2 separate regions of the Mus musculus genome follow, and region 2 is linked to region 1. Evidence: chromatin contacts called from ENCODE Hi-C or POLR2A ChIA-PET data. All regions are on one chromosome and are shown on one strand. Each heading gives the region's core, a stretch centred on a gene start or an enhancer-like site at or near the end of the contact. The rest is flanking DNA. Distances are from core to core; before and after follow the strand shown.

Region 1 (3,437 bases), core at 618-3,117:
GCTCAAAGTCATTGGGGTGTACAGAAATGGTTTAGCATTGCTGACACAGGTGAGCCAGCATCATCAGCCCATGTTAGCCAGGCCACATGGAACACACTGCTCAATTCCCAGAGCTGTGGGTTACGAAGAACTTAGTGAGTGAGCTATATGGCCTTGGCAAAGCCAGGGGGTAGGCTATGACACCATAGACACAGAGAGCCACGACTGTTTAGCCTGGAGAAGGTTCAAGACGACTTGGCTTCATTCTTTGCATACTTCTGCAGAGGAATGCTGGTGTATTTTTCTATCCGGTGCCCAGATGTTAAAATCTTGACCAATGAAAATGAAGATGAACAAATTTGGGCTTAGGACAAGGGTGCATGGGCCAGCCATCCTACCATCTGGCGAGAGTCAGCCTCTTTGGGAGACATCTCCAGCTTCAGGCTTGCTTATTTAGGAAATGGAAGATGAGGGCTTGCGCAGGCCTCCTTGGCTGCGCGTCTCTCAGAGTCTGGCCTGAAGGTCAAGTTTTTGAGTCACAGCCAGACACTTCCTACGGCCCCGGCCCATAAACCCCTGTGAGGGTTGAGAACTAGTGTGTGCTCCCTGAGATCAGTGGAAATAATTACAGCCTGGGGACACGAAAAACAGAACAAGCCCACACAGGCATCCTCTGGATTCTGACCAGCAGAGAAAATGTTGACAGTGACTTTCAAAAGCCGACACAGCCACCAGGTGATCATCACCCAAGGTCCTTTGTTCAGGGAAACAGGAAGTCTTCATCTGGGGTGAGACCTTGCTGAAAGATGCCAAGTGTTTTGGAGTAGGGGCCAGAAATCCTGCTTGTTGGACAGTTTGAGTTTGTGTAGCTCTTAGAGACTGCATGACCCTTATTTAGTTTTAATTTCTTCCCTTTAAAAGTAAATAGGCATTACCAGAATGACAACACAACATTTCTTTGAAGAACATGAGTTCTTATTCTGCTTTGATTGGGAATATTTGAAAATGCTGGCTTCGTGTTGTCCCTCAGTTCAAACCAACATACAACCCCAAAGACACATTTAAAGCCAAAAGTGCCATCCTTTTTTTTTTTTAAAAGAAGGACAAGACTTTTAAATCCTTAGAGTTCATGTCGACTTCAGCGGGAGAGGTAGCTACTCAGAAACTCGTTTTTTCCCCCCTCCTTTTCATAATACAATGAATTTTTAAAAAGCAAGCCCACTCATTACTGAAATTACCCCAGTCCTACTCACCGAAGTCAATTTGATTGACTGCAGTTACATAAGGCACAGCTGCCTTTGTTTCACGACACCCTCCCGGTGCTCAAGGTGCTCACGTTAGTCCTTGCCCTTTACCCTTAGATTCGCTCTCCTTGGAAGAGTCCGAACCAAGGAAAAATCCGGAGCAGTAAGAAGTGAGACTCATAAACAAGGACAGAAGCAGAGGCACGAAAAGTCAGGGGTGGGGGTGGGGACAGTGACTTGCAGTTGTGATTTGTGAAGGGGAAGGTCATGGGAGAGCTGAGTATGGAAGACAAGGCAGGCCCTCATAAACGTCCCTTGCCCATTGCAAGAGACAGGGGAATCAAGGGCTGTGCCCTAAGAAAGAATGTTTTCCTAACCCAGCATCTCCGTTAAAGTTCATAGGAGAACCTGAGGTCCAAGGGTGAACCTGAAGCCTTGCTTGCATTTATGTTTCCTTCAGCCCTGGGTGATCAGGCAGAAGGTTTCCACGATGTCAGATGTACAGCGAAAACCCGGACAGAGAAGGCCATAGGGAAAGAATGCTGCTGTGGGAGGGAACAGGGTCAGCTTCCCGCGGGGATGCGGACACAAAGCCCAAGGTGCTATACTCCTGTTGGCTGCTGACTGCAGGCCTGGCTGACATCAGGCCCTGATGATGCCTGTTAACACTGAGCAAAAGCGCCCTGTGCTTTTTCAGAATACAGCCCCAGCCCTTTCTGCTGCTTGGTGGGTTGATGCTAAATTAAACCAAGAGCTAGGAGGGGAAGTCAATTTCTATTTCTGGCTGCTTTAGACAATATGGAGTCCTGGGTGGGAAGGTTCACAACAGAGTGGATTTTCCAGGAAGTGCTGAGGTCTTCCTGCGTTTTGACGCCAGAATGTTGGCAAAAGCTTTCACGGTAGGACTTTTTTTTTTTTTTTTTTTTTTTTGTGCCTACTAAAGCAAGCTTTAGCTTTTAAGTAAGCAGAAATTTCCCTGGGATCTACTGCCCTCTGCTGGCGATGGCAGATACTTCCCTTCTCTTTCATCAGCTGCAAAGGATAGAATGAAAAACGAGTTAATTTAATAAATAACCCTCATGGGCAATGAAGAAGTCACATGTGAATTCCCTTAAATATAAGCTTACTGAGTTTATAATAAATGAATAATAAGTAAATAAATAAAATTAATTAATTAATTAGACTTTTTAGCTCCTCCTTGGCAAACTCCTCAAAACATGTACAACAGCAACCCCAAATTCTCACCACCCCTCTAAAATTTTAGGGATTTATTATATATAATAAACTGATCAAAGGATTCTAGTCAGCTATTTATAAACCTCCCCACAACCTCCTAAAACATAGCAGGGGGGTTATTTTAGATAAACTCTGGCTGTCCTGAATTTATGCTTTAATGAGCTCCCAGGTGGACAGTTTCATAAATCCACCGTCATGTGTCCAGCACCTCCTTGGTTAGTTAATATATACTGAAGACTAAACCATTCAAACTCCCTAAACAATAGATTCCATCAGTGCTCCTCCCTGGGCAGAAACTGCTACAGTCAAACAAAACAGGAGAAACCAGGGATGACCCCAGAGCATCTTCAAAGCCCAGCAAAACTTCCCCGCGGTTTTTGAGTCAAACTTGATAGTCCATGGAATAGCTCACCTGCCGCCAGAGACTTGTTTACTGCACTCTGATATGATCAAACAAATGCTCAGAAACTGGGGTAGATCCACACTTAGAGAAACAAACCTGTAGTGAAACTCAGCTGCAGAACCCGGATGAGAATTAATTGTCTCAAAAACCCTCAGCCCGTGGCTCCACCAGCCCAACAAGGCTGTGTCTTTATTAGTAATCAGAAGGAATTTGGTACATTGAACACTTTATCACAAGCCATGCTCACGGGTGAATTCTAATTAAAGCAGTTTTATGGCTTAAGAGACAGCCCAAACTTAAAAACATTTTTAAGAAAGGGAAGCTGCTACAAAGCCAGAAGACTGTGAGCTGATCTGTTTGTTTAACCCAGGTGGGCTCTAGAGTCAGTTACGTTCTCTTGTTTATAATTATTTGGGGGTTTGGAGGAGCCTCGAGTGGCTTTTTCCTCTCTCCTTTAAATTAAAGAGCAGCGTGCAGGCTGCTCCATTCGGTTCTGCTTGGGTAAGCCTCTACAGTGAATTGGGGTGTCCCATCACTTCCTGGAGGAACAGTTGGCTGCTGAGAGCAGGTTTATT
Region 2 (3,437 bases), core at 271-2,770, 500 kb before region 1:
ACACACACCACTTTCTCTGCTAGTCACCAAATTAACATTCCAAGCACTGGGAGAAGAATTTGAACCAAATTTTTGGAAGCAGACAGGAAATGCTAATTTTAAAAGCTATTTATTAACATAAACTTTAATCCCAACACTTGGGAGGAGAGGCAGGTGGATCTCTGAGTTCCAGGCTAGCCTGGTCTACAGAGTGAGTTAGTTCCAAGATAGCCAGGGCAATACAGAGAAAAACTCTTGACTTGAAAATGGATCGTCTATTTTAAATAACAGGGGGACTTTTGACCTGTAATGCTGTTTTTGTCAGCTCATTGAATAATTCCTGATTGATTATCCTTTTTTTTTTTTTTTTAATTCCCTGAAGGAGTACTGCTTCCCCCAAGTAGCTGAGACTGGTTTAATAAACACTTGCAGTGTGAATGTGGGTGAGCTTTTCTATTGATGCTTTAACTTCACTTCAGGTTAATCAGCCCACGTCACTAGCGCAAACATACTTGAAACACTAAAATGAGAATGGACCTGACAGGCCCGTGACGTGTACACAATGATTTTACAATTGCTACTTAAAACTAAGTTCCTTTGGTCAGGGTCATACTTTAGATATGTTACCTATATTGTTAGGTTCCACAAAAGAACACAGGGCTCATAGCAACAGGGGCAGAATAAATGTCTCCATGAGATTCCAAGGGCATTAGTCACTTGATAGCTTGTGTGGTGCACAACAAAGCCGGGGCCAGCTAAGTCCTTTCGGATACACAGAAGGAAGGGCTCAGACAAAAGGCTGAGGCTGCCGCCTGATATCCAAGAGCAAATGACAACTCTTAAAACTCTCCCTGCTCTGAACTGCTCAAGAAAATATGAAAGTAATTTTCAAAGAGCATGGCTTGACGCTTCTCTCCTAAAAGAAAATCCTCCCCAGAGTCTCTGATTAAAGAAGGGCGTAATCACTCTTTCTGATTCACTCTGATTTCACCTCAAAGGGGACCCGAGGTTTCTTTATACCAAGTTGACTCTTACTTCAAACCAAAGGCAGAAGAGAGGGAAAAAAAAGTCAAGTCAGTTTGAGCAGCCTCTCCCAAAAAGCTCAGAACGTCAGGTTATTTATAGGTGTTAAACTGAACCTTTAAACACAGAAATTGCCAGCCTCTATCTGACGCAGCGTGTAAGACAAGGACACAGGTCTTGTGCAACTCTGAGGTGGGTTAAATAACTCAGACACAAAATTTATGTGCCTCGTGCCATCACGGCTTCTGACCCAATGCTGTATAGTCTGTAGTGAACGTGAGTGGCGCGCACATGTGTGTGTGTGTGTGTGTGTGTGTGTGTGTGTGTGTGTGAATGAATGTGTGATATGTTGTATGTAAAGAGTCCAAGGCAAGAATCAGTATCCTGTCCTGCCCATAGATGCACAAGCACCCAGCATCCAGAGGGTAAGGTAGTGTGTTCCTTGATGAGCGCTCTGGGAACAAGCCCAGCCTGGAAAGGGTTGAGAGCATAGGGCTGCCAGGCCAGCTCACACTCCCGAGCCAGTGAGCCTGTCCAACTAATCGGCCGGGTTTGTTTGCACAGCTTTGCTGGAGCGTTTGCAGGGATGCACCCCCAGCTCCCCGCAGAGCCTGAGAGAGAGTGGCCAGCCAAGATACCAGCGGGACCAGGATTCACCTGCATGCCCAGATACGGGCAGAAAAAACATAGCACAGTTTGTCCAAACAGCCCTGGGCGCTGCAGGATGGCTGTCCCCGAGGTCTTCCCCCAGCTTTGCTGCCAGGGGACACCAGCCAGGTTTATCTAAGGGCTGAGATACACTCTTTGAAATTCGCAGTCAGGCAGGCCTGCTGTGACCCAGGGAGGGACTTCTAGAGCTCCCCCGGGGAGCCAAGCTCTACCTGGAAACGCTTGGCAGACACATTCAATGAGGTTCCCACAGCCCACAGCCTTAGTCAGCACCTGGTCGGTGGAGTGACTCAGAAATTGGGAGCGAGGAGGGGCTTCAGGTTTTCTGAACCCACTGTCACGTACGTCACGTGATTAACCAAAGCATGAGCCTGCTCAGAACCACAGGCAGGAGCCATCTGCCTTTGTCTTGCCTTTGTTATCTTACAGAACCAGCACGGGGAGGAACAGCCTTTGACTTTCCAGATTCCCCCACCACCATCACCAACCCCCACCTCCAGCAGCAGGCTGGGTGATAACGTTTTTGATTAAGCTCTTGCACACATCAGCAAAGCCTAATTATGAAAGATCTAATAATATATCGCCGTGTTTCTCTGACAACCACGGGCGTCTCCTCTCAGCATCCTCCGAGCTATTGGAAAGGGGAGCAGACACTGACACCTCGCACTAACTGCACAGGGAGAGGGCCAGGCCTAGAACCTTCTGCACAGGACGATTGGGGTCTTTCTGCAACACCCATCTCCTGCAAGGGCAAACTTGGCTATACACAAAAAGGGATTTGTTTGATTTTGTTTTTTAAGTCGGGGGTGTGGGGTGGGGAATTAAGCGTTGTTTGGCAATTAAAATAAGTGGAATGAAGAATCATCTCATTAGCATTCCTCCAGTGGCAAAGGATGTTCAAACCTTGCGACCCTGGCGGTAAGATGCCTCACACTGCCGCTGCTTTATGTATAGCTAAAAATACATTCGGTGACACTTTAACCGGCAAGAGAAAGCACTCCGTTTCTCTATACATATGGAAATAAGCTCTCTCCGGAGACACCTGGAACAATGGCGGCAAAATCTATATCAAAAGAGACGCAGCCTCTGCACAGCTTTCCTTTGTGCCCAGAATGCTTGTGGCAGCCCTGAGTTCATGGATTTCTACCGTGGTGCAATTTAAAACAAATGATGCTTGCTTACCTCCAACCCCCACCTCCCTGCAGGCAGCTTGCCTGCGTGTGCAGGCAGTATACCAGGGGGTCCTTCACAGAGGAATTTGCCACATACACTTGACACTTGATCAAAGCAGGGGCATTTGTCTCCCTGAAACAAAACTGCAAACACCAAAGGCCCTGGCCCCATGATGCTCCTGGGTCTTCCTGCACAGCCTTTGTGACCACGGTTCAATTTTGTCCTCTGACAATCCTTCAAATTACACTTTCCAGGAAAAGAAAATAAAAAATCATGAGTTTTTTTTTTTTTCTGCAGAATTATGAGGGCATCCAGGAGACTAGTCTCATCTACTAAGTTCCAGGACAGTGGCAAAGAGGAGACTCTAGCCTCCCTAGACCTCTGGCTTGTAAGAGAATCCCTACCCGCTTGTCTCCTGTCTCCAATACCACCGGCCTGGTGACTTCTGGGTCCTGAAAACAACAGATTTGGCTACAGCTGGAGGACGTTTTCCCACTCTGGTGTCCAGCTGTGGACGTCATTCTGTGACCACGTAGCCAGGCTCTCTTTCATTTTATGAAGGTCGTGTGTCTTTTCATTTCCTCCCCTGATTC

The links. Hi-C counts contacts between places; a loop is a spot of excess contacts on that map. ChIA-PET counts read pairs that join two places held with the same protein, here RNA polymerase II (POLR2A).
Region 2: a map of heart shows a loop between it and region 1 (2.2-fold over the local background). The contact joins two enhancer-like sites. A Hi-C loop is called at or near these places in 1 of 37 maps with a recorded cell type or tissue (heart). POLR2A ChIA-PET finds 5 or more read pairs at or near these places in 1 of 5 experiments (embryonic stem cell).

Annotation. Positions count from the first base shown.
Region 1 is chr8:8,990,749-8,994,185 of GRCm38, forward strand. No RefSeq gene overlaps it. Among named protein-coding and RNA genes, the nearest start is that of 4933430N04Rik, 140 kb to the right of the region's middle. Within about 2 kb of position 1,868, at least 1 of the 3 ENCODE cell types and tissues checked has a DNase peak (open chromatin) inside an H3K27ac peak, as active enhancers do; it is heart, where a contact is called at or near this core.
Region 2 is chr8:8,487,176-8,490,612 of GRCm38, forward strand. No RefSeq gene overlaps it. Among named protein-coding and RNA genes, the nearest start is that of Gm31135, 4.2 kb to the left of the region's middle. RefSeq lists an enhancer at 879-3,437. Within about 2 kb of position 1,521, at least 1 of the 3 ENCODE cell types and tissues checked has a DNase peak (open chromatin) inside an H3K27ac peak, as active enhancers do; it is heart, where a contact is called at or near this core.